Regions from separate parts of the Homo sapiens genome. Here region 2 is linked to region 1. The links are chromatin loops, found by intact Hi-C in ENCODE. Cell type or tissue: MCF 10A. All regions are shown on one strand. Each heading gives the region's core, and the rest is flanking DNA. Links, peaks and the distances in the headings are about the cores only.

Region 1 (10,783 bases), core at 2,847-7,846:
TTTCAGCAGTCATCCATGTCCTCTTGTTCTCATTTCTGTTTTCTTCCTCCAAAAAAAATCACTTCCCCTATCTTTGGCTCATTTATTTTTCTATGGTATATCACTGCCTAGCATTGGAGTTGTTTTAACTTTTTCCTTCACCTAGCATTACTTATCAACATGATAGTTACATTCCCAAAAACTATATTGTAAAAGAAAGCAGGGATGAAATATTTAAGACCTGATAGGAAAAGCAGGTTTAGGAGATCAGAGTTATAGTGAATCTAAAATAAAGGCTGATGGCTCATTAAATAAATCAACTAATGGCATTTTAAATATTTTTAAATAGAAAAAATTGGCATTGTTCAATAACTAGTATTCCTTCTTCCTAACAAACTTTTTATTTCATTAACCTACTAATCATCTAAGATTCTTATGAATATGTTTTTCCTTCTTGTAAATAAAAATTGTTATGAAATATTTTTTCTTGGATCTTCATGAAATGAAAAATGCTTTTAAGTTTTATTATTCAATTACCTTATTTAGCCCTGGAAAATTGAAGAAGAAAATGCCAGTGCACTGTGATATAGTCTTAAAATCCTTCTAAATGCATTGTTTTATATTCAAAAGAACTTAATGCCAAGGCATAAATGACCACAGCAGAGCACTGCTCTACCCTAAAGGTTTTACATCCCAATTCCTTTCCTTTGGCTTATGTTGTCTCAGTTTTCTATATTTCTCTCAAGGTTACGTTACAAAATTATCTATACATACTTGCTCTTCCATATATTTTACCTCTTCTTCTCAGGGCCCTATGTTTTGCTGTAATTTTAAAAATTATCTTCAAGAAAAATTGCCCAATTTTTACAAACATAGTATCCTAAATTCCCACATTTGTGAAAAAAGTATAAATATGTAAATACACATATGTAAAATTTTGTACAGTAGGAATGTTCATTGGGGAAACGTTACTGAAACTGACACAAAGTGTTTAACAGAAATTTGCTTAAAGGGATCAAATTTCACCTGGCATAGGAACATATTTAAAACAGTGGGGTTGACACAATAGCTACATCTGTGTAACCAAACCATCAAGGCTGACAAACTAAATCCAGTTGTTAGTAAAGTTAATGACTAATTCTGATCAATACATGGCCAAAAGAAAAAGAAAACACTGTATCATAAGAGCTGAAAAACATCTACTGGGAAATGACTATTTTGTGAATACTTAAAAGCCTTATAAATGTACTATTATATTTTCACTTTTTCTAAAGTATTATAATTGGCAGGGCTCAAATTAGTAAAGTTAAATATATTTCAACATTTTATTAAACACTGAAAATATTTTATCCATATCAAGTATCAGGGGCTTAAAATGAGCTATTCCAAAAAAAAGTATCTCTCATCAATACTTTCACTTTAAAAGAATTATTATAATTTATCCATATATGAAATACAAAAATTATTAGAACATGTATTAGGCTTAAATTGATTACAAATAAAAAACATTAATCTTGCCTGTAATCCCAGCTACTCAGGAAGCTGAGGCAGGAGAATCACTTGAGCCCGGGAGGTGGAGGTTGCAGTAAGTGGAGACTGAGCCACCGCACTGCAGCCTGGGCGACAGAGTGAGACTGTCTCAAAAAAAAAAAAATTAATACGACAACACAATAATAAATAAATTTAGCTCATCACAAGGGAGCATGGTCATTAAAATGAGTTTAGCAGAATAGTCAATTCAAACTTATTTCCAAAGACTAACAGTATAAATTATAGGCAGTTTGAGATTTAAAATGTGGCAAACCAAAAATAGGGCAGTATAAAGGCTACAGAGACTCAACTACCAATGAATGACAAAGAAAAACTGGCCCAATAGTTAGTCAAAATGTGACTATTAGTACTATTAGGCTAAAATTAAAAGTATTAATAAGTCTATTGATTATAGCAAATAAACCGCCAAAAAGCTCTAACAACTAAGACCCCTTTAACAGCTGAATCAACTTAATTCTTCTTAGACAAATGCTTTTTGCCACAAATATTCATTATACATCCATTTACATATTATGTTCTTAGAAAATAAGAGAAAAAAATCAGAAAAGGAGGCTTCCACATAATAATAGGAATTATTTTTGAAAGAAAATCTGACGTGGGAATCCTAATCTAATTACTGTATCAAAGTCAACCAATTCTTGGTTGAAAGTAAACTACAGTATCATTTCATAAGAGTGTTTACTGATGAAATTAGCCAGGATAAATTGTAATGTTAACAGCCATAATAAATAAATGTCATAAAATACTAATTACTTTTAGTCAACAAAATAAGGTTATTTAACAACTGTCTTAGTCCATTTATTTTTCTATAAAGGAATACCTGAGGCTGGGTAATTTATGAAGAAAAGAGGTTTACTTGGCTCACAGTTCTGTAGGCTGTACAAGAAGCATGGTACCAGCAGCTATTTCTGGTGAGGGCCTCAGGCTGTTTCCACTTGTGGGTGAAGGTGAAGGAGAACCAGCATGTGCAGAGATCACATGGTAAGCGAGGAAGCAAGACAAAGCAGCAAGAAAATCGATAGGAGGGAGGTGCCAGGCTCTTAACAACCAGCTCTGACAGCAACTAATAGAAAACTCACTCATTATCACTAGGAGGGCATCAAGCCCTGTGTCAGGGATCCACCCCCATGTCTGAAAACATCTCCCATTAAGCCCCACCTCCAACACTGGGGATCAAATTTCAACGTGAGATTTGGAGGGATCCAACAAACCAAATGATAGCAATAATGCTCCCAAAATACAGCAGGTATATGAAATATAGCATTACTAATGAAGTGTCCTTTACATCTTCTCTGCCTGCTTCATTAGTGAATTTATTACAATAAAGTTTAAAATAAGGCAAAGAACATTCACCTTTCGGGCCAGGCACAGTGGCTCACGCCTGTAATCCCAGCACTTTGGGAAGCCGAGGCAGGCGGATCACGAGGTCAGGAGATCGAGATCATCCTGGCTAACACGGTGAAACCCCGTCTCTACTAAAAATACAAAAAATTAGGCCAGGCGCGGTGGCTCACACCTGTAATCCCAGCACTTTGAGAGGCCAAGGCGGGTGGATCACCTGAGGTCAGGAATTCGAGACCAGCCTGACCAACATGGAGAAAACTGATCTCTACTAAGGAAAATACAAAATTTTAGCCAGGCATGGTGGCACATGCCTGTAATCCCAGCTACTCAGGAAGGCTGAGGCAGAAGACTCACTTGAACCTGGGAGCAGAGGTTGTGATGAGCTGAGATCGCACCATTGCACCCCAGCCTGGGCAACAAGAGCAAAACCCCGTCTCAAATAAATAAATAAATAAATAAAACAAAAAAATTAGCCAGGTGTGGTGGCACACGCCTGTAGTCCCAGCTACTCAGGAGGTTGAGGCAGGAGAATCGCTTGAACCCGGGAGGCAGAGATTGCAGTGAGCTGAAATCTGGCCACTGCACTCCAGCCTGGGCGACAGAGCAAGCCTCCATCTCAAAAAAAAAAAAAAAAAAAAAGAGAAAAAACAACAAAAAAACAAAACCATGCACCTTTCCCTGATTTAAATGATTCATCAGTAATTATCCAAATACATGGTACTAGCCTATTAGGGAAATACCATGGTTTTAAGACAGTTGTTCTCAATCTTTTTTTTCTTCTTTTCACGAAGGCCCATTCAGGCTAGAGCAGAGAGGGGGAAGCTTACATCCAGTAAACAAAATAGCAGTGATTTAAATAAAACTGAGACCAGAAAACCGACTGCTTTCTACATTTTAGGAACTGATTATCATAAACATAAACTTATCTAACAATATCTGTATTTCTATTTGTAGCAAGCACAAAAGTTACAGTGTGCAGCACACTTTAATCACTGCGTGATTTAATTACTGTGTCAATAAAGGCAGTGGCACAGTCAGAATTTGACAGAATTGAGAAAAGTCCTGCTGAAAAGATGAGACAAGTTCTGAGATGATCATTTTTTATAATGTAAGCACTGTGTACATTTATAAATGGCACGGTAGGGATGGGAGTGGGCTGGGGGTAGAGAATTCCGTAAAACAAGGGAACTTGAGGAAATGCAAAAGACTGAAAAAAACCTGGCATCTTCCAAAGGGTAAAATTAGTATGATTGTTTAAACTATTTTGTCCTTAATTTTAGTCATTTCTAATTTAACAGCTAAAGAACAATTACTGTATAATAACTGAAATATTTAGTATACTTGGTATTACAGCACCCTCTATCACATGATCATATACAGAATACATTTCTATGAACTGGTTGCTTTAATCTGTGAACATTTATGTAGCTCTCTACTGGTTCTAGGGTTTAGTTTACTACTTCCCATCCACGGAGTCAAAAGGACTACTAACTTGTGCAGGCTTAGTATCACCAGTATATTTTAGTACCGTCTGTCCTGCAACAGCAAAAAGCATTATTGACAAAGCAATCCTGAACTCTAAATTATTCCAGGTGTGGTCCTAGTACCAACAGCATCAGAATCACCTGAGATTTTACTAGAGCTACACTAATCCAGCTGTATCCTCAGACCTTCCCTCCCAGTTATAACCTCTGGTGTTGAGGCCCAGCAATCTGTTTTAACAAGCCTTCTAGAGAATCTGGATGCATGCTCCAGTTTGAGAAGCATTACTATAGGAGAAATACAATCAAAGAGTCAAGTTAACATGTGCTATCTAAACTCTAAAGGAAATTTGTTTCATTATATATTTTGATATCCACAGCACCATTCCAATAAAACATTTAGAACAACTCTGTTAGTACTCCAAGATTACAGGAAAAAAAGAACATTATTAAAGGAAAATGTGTTGATTTTACTAACTTTGGGGAAATTACTTTTCCTTTCTCTGATTATCTAAAAGAAACGTGACATGCAAACGAATCTACATTGAGCATTTCTGAGGCTACCTTTCTGAAACTTCCATGGCCTATTTTAAAGCAAATTACTACATTCTGCTTCTCGATGGGTTCCTAACATACACAGCAGGCTTTTACAACAGCGCTTTAATAGGCCAAAGGAAACAAAAGCTTTTACAGCAGAGGCCAATGTAAGCCACAAAGCTCGTGTCATCTTCCTACCAGGCAATTAATACAGGGTCCCAGTCCTCAAAGATTAAAGAACTGATACGGGGAAGACTGAGAATGACCCAGCAACAACGCATAAGGAAGCAAAAAATAAAAGGACGCCGTTTCTTCTGGACTTAAAACTAGAGAAAGAACAGTTTCCGCTCCATTTTGGGTTTGTAAAGCTCCTCCTACAGGCAGCTTCCGCTTCAGAGTCGCCACAAAGTCCCTCCCGCGCGGGAACTCGGCGGGGCGGAGACTCGGGTCCCTCCCCGTCCAGGGCGGGAGAAAGGAAAGCAGGGGCCACGGTTTCTCTGGAAGGTTCCGAGAGAAGGGCGCGTGCCACCTCCGCGGGTGGCGGGAGACTCGGCACCAGATGGCGCTGCCGCACCGAGAGCCAGAGCCTGGGCCGCTGGGGAGACGGGAAGAGGCGTCACCGGATCCCTTCCTTTGCGCTCGTTGCCGGAAATGTGCGCTGCAACCAGCCTCTGGTCCCGGATATTAAGACTTCTGGAGGGTTCCCGCGTGAGGGCGGGGCCAGAACCGGAACCGAACGGCGACCGACGAGCCCCGGAGCGGAAACCCGGGGCGGCGCCAGCGGGCCCTGGTTGCTGGTGCGCGCGCCTCGTCTTGGTGGGAGGGCGAGGGGCGGGGTCTCGCCGTGCGCTTGCGCACTTTGGGGACGTAGGCGCGGTCTGCGTGTGCGTCTTTTTCAATGTTTGCACGTTTGCTAGGCAGGCAAGGCGGAAATGGTGGCGTAATGGGTTTTGTTTTAAATCCCGCCCACGGGGTTTGGGTTTCTGGCTGTGAGTCAGGTTTCTGGAAGGCTTTATGGAAAATTAATGGTATAAGAGGTAAAACTGGATCTGTACTGTTTTCTTAGTCCTTAGCGATCCAAATGCAGTCTGGGTGCGGTCTCAGTGCTAAGATGGACCCAGCCTTCCCCTCTAAATCTTAGTGAACCGGCTTGATCCCCCGGTCTGTTCATCTTTCAGTGTTTATTCTGAGAAGGTAGGGGTGTCACAAGGAATAAAAAAGGCACGCAAACAAATAGACTACTCGTGTGGAACCAAAAACATTTTCAAATTATTTAAGAAAGCATGTCTTCGTGTTTTTTAAACTTTTTAGCAAGCGATTCTCTTAAGGAGTTTAGTTTTTAATTTTTGTCGATACACAGTTTTATATTCTGTGTTTTCTGGTGTGGCCTTGGTCTTTTATCAAATTTTAAAGGAAAGCCTCTTGTGCAGATGTGTTACAAAGAAAAATTTTGTCATTTTTTCACTTTTGAATTTTGGAGGACCATAGTAGTTTCTGAAAGTGCATTGGCTTTGTTTTTAGATGCTGCAAGGAAACAACCAAGTGTGTTGCAGAAATAAAATCTGTATGAATCTGCATCCGCTCCGTTTAATTTTAAACTAATTCCAAAAATGTCATCTGTGCAAAGTGCTCAGTTCTCCTGGAAAATTTCTTCAGCCTTGGTAAACACTTTTATCTGGATTTCAAAGCTCTTTGCAGTCCAGGGCCTATATAAAAACAATCCTTGTAAAAGCCAGAGGGAAAGGAATACAGGCTTTTAAGTAGATATTTTGAAAGAAACAGCAGTGGGCCGGAGGATATAAGAAAGATTGTCCGAAATTGCCAAATAAGTGTATTTCATTGTTTTTTGCTAAAACCGTTTGATAGTCTGGGTAGTTGGTACTGGAAAAAACGCTGCTGTGACGTGAGGAGTACTATGGCACCTGTTTATGTAGAAGTTAGGGGGATATTGCAATATCATTCAAGATTGGTCAGAAATAGGGCAAGAAGGAGGCAGGATATCCAAAGGGGAAGAAAAGGGGAAAATGTTGGAAGATACTAGAAAACACGTGAAAGAGGTCAGAGCTGAAGCTGTAATAGGTCTTCAAAGAGTGATCTGGAAGATTGCAAAATAGCTTTTAGACCCTAAAATCAAATGTGTGGAATATGGAATCAGTTTATTTCATCATTGCATACTTCAGCTTTGGCTATATCCCATTTAGTTGCTTACTTTTTTTTTTCGACTTTCCCATCTTTCTCTACATCGTATATAACCAACCTTAAATTGAGGGATTGCTTCATTTTGCTACCATTATACTATAAAGTTACAGTAACATAGCCCTTCACAGTTCAAAGAGTACACATATATTCAGAAATAGTGGCATTGACTCCTTTGCAAATATCCTCAACTCTTATCCCTCACTTTTAGCACTTCCCTGGCAAAACTCAAACCATGGATGAACTCCTGCATGCATTTATCTTTTCTGAGCTTGGGCTCAGCCTGTTAACTGTTGGGTGGACTAGTGTGATCTCACACCTAAATTGGCTCTGCATATTGATCAGCTCTCCTACTCCTTTGCTTTACTGACTTTGCCCTTTCCTTCTGTAATCCAAATATCTCATTCTTTTCCTTCCTCAAATTATCAACTTCCTCAACTAATGACTTTGCCTCACACTTTATTGAAAAAAGAATTGTGAGCATAAGCCAAGAATTTTTGTGTATTCCCACCATCGAATCTATTTGTGTCTGCACTCATCAAACATCCTTGTATAGGAACCCCCTTTATACATGGTATTGCTTTCCATAGTTTCAGTTACCAACTGTCAACCGAGGTCCAAAAATATTTAATGGAAAATTTCAGAAATATAAATTTTAAATTGCTAGAAGTTCTAAGTAGTGTGATGAAATCTCATGCTGCCTCTCTCTGTGCCTCCCAGAACGTGTATCCTCCCTTTGTTCAGCATCCACTATCACAGTTATCAACTATCACCATATCACTGAGCTTGGATTCAAATAACCTATATTTTCCTTAATAATGTCTCCAAGGCCCAATAGTAGTGATACTGGCAATTTGGATATGCCAAAAGAAGCCTTAATGTGCTTCCTTTAAGTGGAAGGTGAAAGTTCTCGACTTAAGGAATCACCTAAGGTCACTAGGAACCAAGTGGTTGGTAAGAATCAGTCTTCTATCTGTGAAATTATGAAGAAAGAAAAAGAAATTCGTGCATAATATATTTAGGGTAGGGTACTCTCTGAGGTTCAGGCATCCACTAGGTTCTTGGAACATTTCCCCTGAAGCTAAGGGGGAACTACTATAGTTTAAAAGGGTGACAGGTCTTTTTATCAAATGCCAACACTTGCTATTTTTAGTTTTTAGTTTTAGCCATTAAGTGGGTATATGTTCAAAACTTTTGCCCATTTTAAAACTAAGTTGTTTGTAATTGAGTTGTAGGAGTTATTTACATACTATGCGTATGACTTTTTTGTCAGAAGTATATGTTGTGAATATTTTTCTCCCAGTCTGTGGCCTGCTTTTTCATTTTCTTAAAAGTGTCTTTTAAAGAGCAGCTTTTGTTTGTAAGTTGTATATTTGTAGGGATTTGTACGTATCCAAATATTCATTAGCATAAAGCTGTTCATAAAATCCTCTCATTTCTGAGATTCACAATATATCTTATTTATGTTTACGATCCACTTAATTTTTAGTATGGCACAATAATGGTTGATAGTCATATTTTTCAAAATAGAAATCCTGTTATTCTGGTAGCATTCGTTAAAAAGATTATCCTTCATTGAATTACCTTGGCACCTTTATTAAAAATCTGCCGATCTTCTGAATTTCTATTCTATTCAATTTCATTGATAAATATGTCTGTTCTTAACCCAGTCCCACACTGTATTGATTACTGTAGCTTTATACGTCTTGAAATCAGATAGTGGAAGTATTTTTTTCCTCAAAATTACTTTGGCCATTCTAAGTCCTTTGCATTTTAATATAAATTTTTAAATTGTCATTTCAATTTCTAAAAACATCTGCTGGGATTTTGAATGGGATTCTGTTAAATTTATTCATCAGCTTGGAGAGAACTGACATCTTAAAAATACTGAGTTTTCCAATCTATGAACATGGCATATATCTCCTTTTATTTTGATCTTTAATTTCTGTTTGTAATTTTCAGCATACAGGTATTGCACATACATTGTTAAGTTTCTTCCAACACATTTCATGGTTTTTATTCTAAGTGTATTTTTTTAGTTTAAGTTTTCAGTTGTTGAATCATTTTATTTTAGTTCTAGAATTTTCTTATGCATAGATTCTACGTCTCTAGTATTAATAAATGCAAGGCCGGGCGCAGTGGCTCACGCCTATAATCCCAGCACTTTGGGAGGCAGAGGTGGGCGGATCACAAGGTCAGGAGATTGAGACCATCCTGGCAAACACGGTGAAACCCCGTCTCTACTAAATATACAAAAAATTAGTCCGGCATGGTGGCAGGCACCTGTAGTCCCAGCTACTCAGGAGGCTGAGGCAGGAGAATGGTGTGAACCCGGGAGGCGGAGCTTGCAGTGAGCCGAGATTATAACACTGCACTCCAGCCTGGGTCACAGAGCCAGACTCCGTCTCAAAAAAAAAAAAAAAATTAAATAGTTTGTGCCCATTAACTCCAGTATTTGGATCATCTGTGGATCTTGTTTCCATTATCTTTTTCTTCTGTTTCCTGGTATGCCCAGAAATTCTTTATGAAATGTTGTCTTTGTTTATGAAAAAAAAAAAAATACTGGGCTCTGAGTGGTGTTTTTTACTTTATGGAAGTATTTGTAGGATTTACTTTTGCTTCTATTAGGAAGCTAGGCTAAGGGCAGAGCACCTTAATCTAATATGGAAGTGAGATTATTTCAAACTGGTTTTTAGACTTTGTTAGGTCTCGTCTATTTCAGGTTCTTTCTTACTCCTGAGGTGACCCTTTCTGTGTCCCAGCTAAAAGCCGAGGTGTTAGGCCTTCCCTCTTTCGTGGGCCCTGAACTCGCATTTTTATTTTCTCAATCAGTGGACTCCTGAAAGCAATCTCTTCTCAGCTTCTCTGCTTCTTAGTTGCCATTATCTGTGTAACTTCTCAGCCTCTGAAACAACTTCCAAATTGATGAATAAGGTAAGGGGAAAAAGAGAGTCAAATATGGGCAGAATTTTCTGCACCCTTCTTCGGGATCTTGCCCTCTCAAGATCCTTTTTGTATTTTACTCAGATTTCCCTAGTTCTTCACGGTTCAGAGGCGGGGTCATTTTTTTTTAAATCCTCGTAATCTGAGAGTCTTTATGCTAATAAAGATAGGCTCATTTTTCTGAACTAGTGTCAATACTTTTTGTTTCTAAACATCAGAAGCAACACAGAAGACATGGAAGTGACTTTCCGTCTTAATTCCAGAGGTGTTTGTGGGGCCTCCTGGCAGTGGTACCCCCTTGCCACAGATGGGTTCCTAGGCAATGCCCTAGTTCTCTTTAGAGTTGGCCTGACTCTGTCTTCTGTATGGGGAAGCACCCTCTGTTCCTTTTGCTGAGAGATCAGGGTAGTTCTGTTTCCAGGCGAGCTAAACATGACTATGCTGTAGCTGTAAATTCAGTCTGTCACCTTTGGTACTCTTAAAATACAAGCATATGTTCTAGTCAGGCAAGAAGAAATACATCTTTTCTTTTCTTTTCCTTGTTGGTTTTTTAATTTTTTTTTTATGCCAGTAAAGAAATATACACTTCCCGGCCAAGCCCGAGAGTGGATTTGATTTTTTACCGTAATTTCAAGGAATAATTATATAAAACATTGCCCACAGGTCTGTGAGTGTACTGTAGAAAGATCGAATGATCAGGACTTAATCCAAGACCCCTCACTTTCTGCATGGGTGTAATTGAGCGTTATTTA
Region 2 (10,783 bases), core at 3,161-8,160, 890 kb after region 1:
ACCAAATGGGCCTAACAGACATCTACAGAACTCTCCATTCAAAACAACAGAATATACATTCTTCTCATCTGCACATGGCACATACTCTAAAACTGACCACATAATAAGCCATAAAACAATCTTCAGCAAATTTTTAAAATGTGATTCACCACATAATGATGACCACATATGTTGAAGTTGACAGCCAAATCAAGAACAGAATACCAGCCAGGCACAGTGGCTCAGCCTGTAATCCCAGCACTTTGGAAAGCCAAGGCGGGTGGATGGCTTGAGCCCAGGAGTTCAAGACCAGCCTGGCCAACATGGCAAAACCCCATCTCTACTAAAAATACGAAAATTAGCCAGGCATGGTGGCATGTGCTTGCAGTCCCAGCTACTCAGGAGGCTGAGACAGGAGAATTGCTTGTACCCAGGAGGCAAAGACTGTAGTGAGCCAAGATTGTGCTACTGCACTCCAGCCTGGGTGACAGAGCCAGACTTTGTCTTTTAAAAAAAAAAAAAAAAAGCCACAAAAAGAATAAAATACCTAGGAATACAGCTACCCAAGGTGGTAAAAGACCTCCACAACAAGAATTACAAAACATTGCTCAAAGAAACCACAGATGACACAACAAATGGAAAATCATTCCATGTTCATGGATAGGAAGAATCAATGTTACTAAAAAGGCCATGCTGTCCAAAGCAATTTACTGAATTAAATGCTATTCCTATCAAACTACCAAGAACATTCTTCACAAAATTAGAAAAAACTACCTTAAAATGTCTATGGAATCAAAAGGGACCCCAAACAGCCAAGGCAATCCTAAGCAAAAAAAAAAAAAAAAAAAGAAGCTGGAGACATCACATTACCCAACTTTAAAGTATACTACAAGGCTACAGTAACCAAAACAGCATGGTACTGGTACAAAAACAGACACATACAACAATGGAACATAACAGAAAGTCCAGAAATAATGCTACACACCTACAACCATCTGATTTTCAACAAAAGCACAAAAACAAGCAATGAGGAAAGGACTCCCTATTCAATAAATGGTGCTGGGATAACTAGCTAGTCATATGCAGAAGACTGAAACTGGACCCTTTCCTCAAACCACATACAAAAATCAACTCATGATGGATTAAAGACTTAAATGTAAAACCTAAAACTATAAAATCCCTGGAAGATGACCTAGGAAATACCATTCTGGACATAGGACCTGGCAAAGATTTCATGATGAAGATGTCAAAACCAACTGCAACAAAAACAAAAATTGACAAATGAGACCTAATTAAACTAAAAAGCTTCTGCACAGCAAAATAGAGTTAAGAGACAACCTACAGAATGGGAGAAAATATTTGCAAACCATATATTGAACAAAGGTCTAATATCAAGAAGGTATAAGGAACTTAATTAACAAGCAAAAAACAATCCCATTAAAAAGAGGGCAGGCCGGGTGCAGTGGCTCATGCCTGTAATCCCAGTACTTTGGGAGGCCAAGGCGGGCAGATCACAAGGTCAGGAGTTCAAGACCAGCCCAGTCAACGTGGTAAAACCACTCTACTAATACAAAAATTAGCTGGGCGTGGTGACGGGCACCTGTAATCCCAGCTACTGGGGAGGCTGAGGGAGGAGAATCACATGAACCTGAGAAACGGAGGTTGCAGTGAGCCAAGATCGCACCACTGCACTCCAGCCTGAGCAACGGTGTGAAACTCCATCTAAAAAAAAAAAAAAAAAAAAAAATATATATATATATATGGCAAAGAACATGAAGAGATACTTTTCAAAAGAAGATGTACGTATGGCCAACATGCATATGAAAAAATGCTCAACATCACTGATTAGAGAAATGCAAATCAAAACCACAACAAGATATCATCTCGTACCAGTCAGAATGGCTATTGTTAAAAAGTCAAAAAAAAAATGACAGATGCTGGCAAGGTTGCAGAGAAAAGGAAGTGCTGATACATCACTGGTGGGAATATAAATTAGTTCAGCCATTGTGGAAAACAGTTTGGCAATTTCTCAAAGAACTGAAAACAGGACTACCATTTGACCCAGCAATCCCATTATTGGGTATATAACCAAAGGAATATAAATCATTCTACCATAAAGACGCATGTATGCATATGTTCGTAGCAGCACTATTCACAATAGCAAAGACATGGAATCAACCTAAATGCCATTCAACAGTAAAATGGATAAAGAAAATATTTCATATACACCATGGACTATTACACAGCCATAAAAAATGAGATTATGTCCTGTGCAGCAACATGGATGCCACTGGAAGCCATTATCCTAAGCAAACAAATGCAGGAAGAGAAAACCAAATACCACATGTTCTCACTTATCACCAGGAGCTAAACATTGAGTACATATGAACACAAAGAAGAGAACAGACACCAGCATCTTCTTGACGGTGGAGGGTGGGAGGAGGGTGAGGATCGGAAAACTACCTATTGGGAACCATGCTTTTACCTGGGTGACAAAATAATCTGTACACCAAACCCTCATGACATGTAATTTACCTACATAACAAACCTGCAAATGTACCCCTGCACCTAAAACACAATTTTTTAAAAAAAAAGGTTACTTAAAACAAAAAAAGTTACTTTGATAGTAGTACTGTGGAAAATATGTTCTCTATGAATGAACCCTTCCTGGATTGCTGAAAGAGTACACACGCCATATTGACCCTATGTAGCGATGGAAAGACAACAGTCACTTATAACCTCACCAATTACTGCCTAAACATGAAGCCAACTGTATAAAAGGGGTTTGCTGATGACAATAACTAACTGAAAGTGGAAAGGTAAGGCTCAAATATCACAATTTTCTAATCTGTATACAACACTACTGTAGACAAAATATATAGACATACAGATATACGAATTTGCCGCTAATCAAGACGAAGTGAAATCTCTTAAATATTTAGAAAGCACCCTCAAAGTCAGTAATTTTAAGTACTATCCCCCAAAAAGAAAAAAGAGGCATTTAGAATAAGACTCAAAAATTCATCAGAAAAACCAAATACTTAACATTTTTCAGCTAGGGAATAATGCACAAAGACCCTAATTTCAGCTCTTTTACAGTCTTCTCATAAATTGTCCTGTTAGAAACAGAACAGATATGTAGCTATTCTTTAGGGAGAATTTCTCGTTACCCCCAAAGCCCTGAAATAGGTCCTTGATTATGCAAACTGAAAGATCCCCAAGAGAGATAAATAAATTGTACAGTAGCAGTCTTAAGTTAGACTTCCTCGTCATGAGAATGCCAACAAGACATCTAGTACGGGAGAGCCACAGCCACTATCAAACAAATGGAATCATTCCTTAAACCAATTAAGTATCTCCAAATGAGAAATTCACATTTAGAAATCAAGCTAGTACCTGGGTATACAACTACATGGACCAGCTCATGTTATCTACTTTAAGTCTCCGACCATTCTCAAATCTTACAATTCAATACCACCTTTAAATGACAAATATTGCCCTCTACCTCCCTCATCCTAAGATTCTTTCACCAATCAAAATTTAAAACAAGCATGCCCAAAACAGGTTGCACATCCTCTACTTGAATTGTGGTAGACTTGATCAAATAAGCACATTCCTCACTTCAGTTATCAAGAACTCCATGAGTCCAAGAACCATGCCTGGGTTTTTTTCACCACTGTAAATCCAGTTCCTGACACATAAGTAACAGCAAGACTTATTAAGTGAAATAAATATAAATTGCCTGCCATTTTTTCACACTGTGGATTAATAATCTTTCTATGGACTCATTCTCTAACCCATAGTTTCCACAATTATCTTTTTTTTGTTTTGTTTTCTGAGACTCTCGCTGTGTTGGCCAGGCTGGAGTGCAGCGGCGCAATCTCACTCCATCCCCCACCTCCCAGGTTCAAGTGATTCTCCTGTCTCAGCCTCCACAGTAGCTGGGGTTACAGTCATGTGCCAACACAGCCGGCTAATTTTTGTATTTTGAGTAGAGATGAAGTTTCACCATGTTGGCCAGGCTGGTTTCGAACTCCTGACCTCAGGTGATCGGCCCACCTCAGCCTCCCAAAGTGCACAGGTGTGAGCCACCGCACCCAGACTCCACAATTATCTTTTATTGTTGCTGTTTTTAATTCCTACCTGATCTGCCTTATAAACATTCAGTATCTTTTGCACAACTCTAATTACTTCATGCTTTCTACCAGCATTTTCCTAAAAAGATTACTCGTGCTATTCCCCTTCTCATCTTTTAAAGATTTTGCATTTATATAGTTTTACTTACAATTACTGTAACCAAGTACCACATGTCTTTTGTACCTTTCCATTAAAATTTTGTTCACTGAATCTTTTTTTTTTTTTTTAATAGAGATGGTCTCACTCAGCCCAGGCTGGAATGCAGTGGTGCCATTTTGGCTCACTGCAACCTCCGCCCCCCGGGGGTTCAAGCACTCCTCCCACCTCAGCTTCCCAAGTAGTTATGGGATTACAGGTGCACAGTACCACACAAGGCTAATTTCCTTTTTTTTTTTTTTTTTTTTTTTAAAGTAGAGACAACGCCTTGCTATGTTGCCCAAGCTGTCCTCAAACTCATGAACTCAAGTAATCATCCTGCCTCGGCCTCCCACAGTGCTGGGATTACAGGCCTGAGCCACTGCGCCTGGCCTGTATTTTCTTCATAACAATGTATAACACAATTTATAACACAAATATAACAATTTATATCACACCTTCCATTAAATAAATGAGGATTATATATTATAAACTCATGTTTATACTAGGTATTATGTTTTAAATAATGGCCATGGTCTTCAATATGGATTTTCAAAAGTGAAAAGGAATTGCCCCCAAAATTATAATGAAAGAAACAGAGCTAATGATGACATGATATAAAAAAAATACACACTGTATTAATCTACTTCTTAACCTCAAGACCAGAAAGTTTTTCAAAAATAAGTTCTAAAAAAAAAAAAAAACATTAAGTTTAGCAAAAGATTACTGTAGCTAATGTCAAAGAATCCAAGGAAATCATCTAAATACCTTAACTCCCATTTTAGTTAGAAAGATAAATCAAAGTATCGGTCAATCTTGGAGTTATTTAAATCAGTACTTGCCTTTAGTTTATCAGGGGATGTGTAAGGAGCTTCAGGAGCATAAATCCTGAAAATATCAGCAAGGCAGCAGGCTACCAGTAAGCGAACATCTTTATCAGGATGCTTGAGAAAAAAATCTGAAGCAAGATGTAAAGCTAGGTTTAAATAAAGCTCCTTTTCTTCTTCAGAGTCCTGGTCCATATCCATAAAAGTTTTCACAACCATCTATACAAAAATAAAAAATCAAATAATGAAATGCTCCATGTAAAACTACAGTCATGTGAAATAAAGGTCATGTTAATTGCTAAGGTTAACTTCAAATGAATATACTTTCATTTTTCTGCAGAAAGTCTCTATTTGAGAGAACACAATTCTCCTAAAACTACAAAGTAAACTTCTATTTAAAAGACTTACTAAAATATTTTTTCATTTACCCAAAATATCTGCTAACCAGATTTTTAAAGATTAAATTGCCCTTATGTAGTAGTCATTATTGGAAGAATTCCAATAGAATATTTGTGGAAACTTCTGGTCTCACTTGTACAACTGGACTAAAAGGAGTATGTCCTTAAGAATACCATCTTTTTTAAAAATAATATTTCTAATCCTTTCATGAGAAGAAAAAGTATATGCCTAAAGAAAACCCTAAGATGACAATTTAATTTTCCATTTAAGTCATTAAACCACTCCAGTCACATGGTTTTATTTAAGAAAGGATGTCAAAGATGCATCCCTCAACACTGAAAAGCTACTATGAAGTATCTACCACGGCATCCAACAAAATATTTCTTGTGTGGCAGTAAAAGAGAATATGATGTGGATAATTCATTAATTCAGTTGCACATGTGAGTTAAGACAAAGGAAGCTAAAAGAAATGGTTCTTTTTTCAAAAATATTTCTATAAAAGGTGAATAGAAAATAGAATGGTATACCATGAATTCTCAGAAGAGCTTTCTCTGATTTCAATATTAGTAATTACAATGATGATCTCAGTCTGCACTATTCCTACTTTAAATGAAACAAAATTGCCTAACTTGACAGGAACTGACATTTAAATACAACTCCAATGGAAAGGTGACCATCCAGCATCCACTAGGTGGTGCTGCAAATACTAGGCAACAAGTGGGGCTGGCCACAAAGTATCAATGTTAAATGTCTTGGTCCTTTATGCTGCAACGATTTCCACTTGCCATCCAGCTAGACTTCTGAGTAACAAATGGCTCGATTTCTACTGAATTCTCAGAGCAGCTGTGGAAAACACTGCTCCTCACAGAGCAGCCTCTCAGTTCTATTATGCCAGATACCAGAACCAACAGTAGACTAATCCTTGCAACCTGGCACTACATTTAGATTAAGGGTATGATGTCTGGGTCTTTTAGCTTTTTTATTTTATTACTTTTAAGATTTATGCTTTGATTGCCTATATGTTTAGGAAAAACCACAAAGGGTAAAAAAGAACTGCATGCATGTAACTATTTATTTCTGTAGCTCTCTTAACAAAAGATAAGAGATTAAGCATATTTTGAATAAAATGTTACAGGAAAAAAAATTTTATAAACAGTATCACCTTACACGTTAACAAATTGTTATAATGTATAAAACTTACATGGGTATTTGTACATATCATCCTACATAATTTTTTCATATTTTTCTAAGAAGGAGGATGCTAAAAATGGAACTATAAATTAGGAAAATAAATGAGAAAAAAGTATAACTGGATTACTGCTAGACATAAATGTCTACAAAATAATGAAAGCATATTACAAACATTAAATATGAGTACTGAGGCAATCATTCCACCAACAATAACCACAAAGTTTGTTCAAGGTCCAGAAAATGGGAATTCCTCACTACTGTCTACAACTCAAATGCTGTTATAAAACTCATTAATAACTCATGAGTCCTCCAAATTAGGAAAGAAATCTGAGAAAATAACATCTCTAAAAGACACTAATGCTGATCAGTTTTAAGTGTAGGCTCTGAGTTCAAGATTAGTTTCTCAACAAACAACAGGAATGCTCACTTAGTATAAACAAATATAAGGTAATAAATGTATTAGTTTCTCTAAAAATGCAATAGGTCAAGAGAAGGTAAATACATAGAAAATGAAACATGTCATATATAGAAGGGATTCATAGCTTGACTATTCTTAATAAAATACACACCAGTTCCCAACTAGATAAAATATCCACCTATTAGTAAATTTAATCTGCTCAAAGATGATTTTCCTTTGAATAAACATCTGATATCTGACATTCTGATACTTTAAGTATAAACACATACATGTACAATATTAAGACTTTATGTGAAATTTATGATAGTATTAGCATCTTTTTCTCTTTATAAAAATTCTATACACCATGTAGCAATAAAGAAGAGTATTTGTTTTTAAGCCCCTGGATCTTCAATGATTAATTTGGGAACATTTTTCAGCCCTGACATCCAGATAAATAATAATATATCAAGCAACATAAATATCTAGGTAGATACAACCTCGATCGGAAATGCTCAAAAATAAAGACCATCTAAACTAACTAATAGACCAGCTTAACATTCTCCTTGAACACTATGCTTCTTTATCCATTTTAACAATTACAGAGATCACCACCACCCTAAAGGAAAAGGTGAAAATATTATTCAAACACATATGAAGAGGCCCTAGCCTCATCCATAGAAGTTCACCAGCAATCTTGATTCATTACTACATGTCAGAAGCAGAGGAAGAAGCTTAAAGTGAAGCCCTTTGACCTACTTTGAAAATAACTTACAAGAAAGTAGTACACAGCCTAATTACTCAGTATAAAGACCTAAAACTCCCTTAAAGTGGTTGTCTTTAGAAACTATATAGAAGAAAGGAGACAACTTTGTATAGACAATAAGGAATATGAGTATTGTAGACTTGTTCTTTATACCCAAGTATAGGAGATCCTAGAAAATCTAAGCTTCACCTAATTGCTGTCCCTTTAATCATAGCCAAATAATCCCCACTGTACCTTATATACTCTACTCCCTTAGATCTTTTCTATGCCATTTGCTGCTTTGCTTTGCTTTTTTAAGTTACCCCAACAAGATACATTATAGCCCCATGTGATTTCCACAGGGGACCTCTGCCCTACACAGATGTAAAAAAGAATAGAATTTTACTCACCTTTAATCGTCTCACCATCTCCTCTTTAGATATTTTATCTGATATTTCCTTGACCCCAGGCGGATATGTAATTTTTCCATCATTGGTCCTAGTCTTTGAATGAGCCATGACAGAAATATTTCTACCCCTGAAACAAGAAAACTATTAGATGCAAACCAAAAAATAGATATAAACATTCTTAACAAACATAAATGGTAACCTTCCCCACCAACCAAAATTTGTAACTACCTCCTAATTTATAGTAATTTACTTTACCATTTAATGAAAATCACTCTATTGAACATTTCCCCAAATTATTTTTAGAAAAACAAAACTTATTTTTACTTTCATTTCCTCAGTGGCAAGCTTTGTTATTTGTCCTAACCCTCCAACTAAAAATAATAATAATAATAGTAAGCTAGAGAAAAATAAAAAATAAATACTTTTTAAAAGCACCACAAAGTACTCAAACTAAAACCTAAGAGAAAATAGGAATCCAGGGAAGTAAGTGGGAACACTGGGACATTATAGCTACTTATACTCTGAAAGCATTTTTCATTTCTGACAAATGTGGGATTCAGTTTTGATGGTCTTATAGGGCAAGGGGAACAGAAGTAAATCTGAACATATCAAGGCAGACAGTCAAATAGGAAACTCTCCTGACATTAATGTAGGCCACCACCCTACCCAAAGAAGATATACCTGCAAAGGAGAGGGTAAACTAGAAATGAACACCTCTTTTCCCCAGCCCCACCCCCTAGAGGGAACCGCTGAGAAGGCTGCCTTGGTGCTAAACAGAGAAAGGCAACATGAATACAGGGAAGGAACAGGTAATTAGTTTTGGCCATGGGCCTGCACACTTGCTGGGGCTGACATGACCTAAGTGGCCCAGAGAATCTCAAAACATGAACTCACAGACCCCTGGTTAATAACAGCCCCAAGCACCTAACATAAGTAAATCCAAGTCCTGCCTAGAGAAGGGTGCCTTCATCCTAAGTATCAAAGAATCCCCACTATGATGTTTCTAGAACAATGAGCAAGTATCAAGTCAAAAATAACCAAGCAACTATGAGGGAGAACCAGCAGAAATACCACACAACAAAAACAGACACAATTTTTGTGTCTATCAAAGACTGTAAAACTACTATAATCTTAAAGAAATAAAAGACAATTCCAAAAATATCTACAGGAAACAAAAAAAATTATAAAGACTAAACTAGAAGATTTTTTTTAAATAGAACTTCTAAAAATGAAAAAATACAATTACTGAAATTGAAAATTCAACAGGTCAATGTATTCGCAGATACGAAAAACCATTAAAGGCCAGGTGGGATTGCTCACGCCTGTAATCCCAGCACATTTGGGAGGCCAAGGCAGGCCTTTTGAGCTTAAACTTTGAGCTCCAAAGTTTAAGAACAGCCTGGGCAACATACCAAAATCCCATCTCTACAAAAAATACAAAAATCAGCCAGGTGTGGTGGCACACCCCTGTAGTCCCAGATACTCGGGAGGCTGCAGTAGGGGAGCTGCTTGAACCCAGGAGGTAGAGGTTGCAGTGAGCTGAGATTGCGCCACTGCATTCCACCTGTCTCAAAAAAGAAAGAATGAAGTGAAAGAAAGGTCATAAGAAATTATCCGGAGTGCAACACAGTGAAACATACACCTGAAATACATAAGGATAGAAAGGCCTAAATGTAGCCTACAATTCATGGAAGTTATAGAGAGAGAAGAATGAGAGATTCACTCATGGGATTCATGAGAGTACCAGAAGGACTAGATTGAAGCAGAGGCCAAATACCTACAGAGAATATCATAAAATACCAACCTACAAATTCAGTAAGCCAAACAGGGTTAAATTTAAAATAATAATAATTCCAGAAAACAAACAAAATTTAGAGCACACACAGTACCTTGAAAGGAATAGCATTTAAACTAACAGGTGACTTCTCAACAGCAACAACATAAGCCAGAAGACAGCAAAATGTTATCTTCAAAGCAGAGAAAGAATATAACTGCAAATCTAGAAGTTTACAACCAAGGAGTATAATTTTTAAGTGCAGAGTAAAATAAGGGCAAATTAGCCAAATGAAAACTAAGAGGTGTAAGTATTTATATATAAAGTACCTACAACATTGCTTAGCACATACTAAGTACTATATGTGTATGTAATATACACAATCAGGTTAAAAGAAAAGATTTTTAAATTTCAACATAAACACCTTAAAAGACAATGAAAAAAGTGGATACATGCTGAAAGTAAAAGGATGGAAAATTATGTCATGCAAACACTAAAACCCGTTAAGCTAAATATCAAGTTAAAAAAAAAAAAGATAAATAGGCCCCAGATTCACTCTGTGGTATTTACTCAATAGAAACGTATAGTTTGTCCACCGTAAGACATATAAAAAAATGTTCACAGCAATACCATTCAGTTGCCAAAACAGAAAACACAAATGACCATCAACACTAGAATGAATAGCAATTTGTAGTATAGTCATACAATGGGGGCAAAAAAAAAAAAAAAAAAAAAAACACAGCCATGAGAGAATAAATCATTGCCTCACACAATAATATGGATTAACAT

Evidence for each region. A loop is a pair of places that touch in the nucleus more often than their neighbours do. Peaks named below come from ENCODE experiments on the same cell type or tissue, not always from the same donor. Only the 100,000 strongest peaks of a DNase experiment are listed, where the experiment ranks them.
Region 2: it touches region 1 in a loop (11-fold over the local background); 17 of 110 quality-filtered maps call a loop at or near these places.

The regions. Positions count from the first base shown.
Region 1 is chr13:33,537,501-33,548,283 of GRCh38, reverse strand. It overlaps a transcript of STARD13 not described here. Among named protein-coding and RNA genes, the nearest start is that of LINC02344, 210 kb to the right of the region's middle. RefSeq lists enhancers at 5,168-5,277, 5,378-5,477. In MCF 10A, for the core only: a CTCF peak has its summit at 5,453 (motif pointing right); DNase peaks (open chromatin) are centred at 5,473 and 5,733.
Region 2 is chr13:32,646,318-32,657,100 of GRCh38, reverse strand. It overlaps PDS5B (PDS5 cohesin associated factor B), which reads right to left. Exons shown (of 35, transcript NM_015032.4): 2 at 8,221-8,347; 3 at 5,094-5,297. The coding sequence starts at 8,328. Among named protein-coding and RNA genes, the nearest start is that of PDS5B, 65 kb to the right of the region's middle. RefSeq lists a silencer at 6,110-6,199. In MCF 10A, for the core only: a CTCF peak has its summit at 6,167 (motif pointing right); a DNase peak (open chromatin) is centred at 6,180.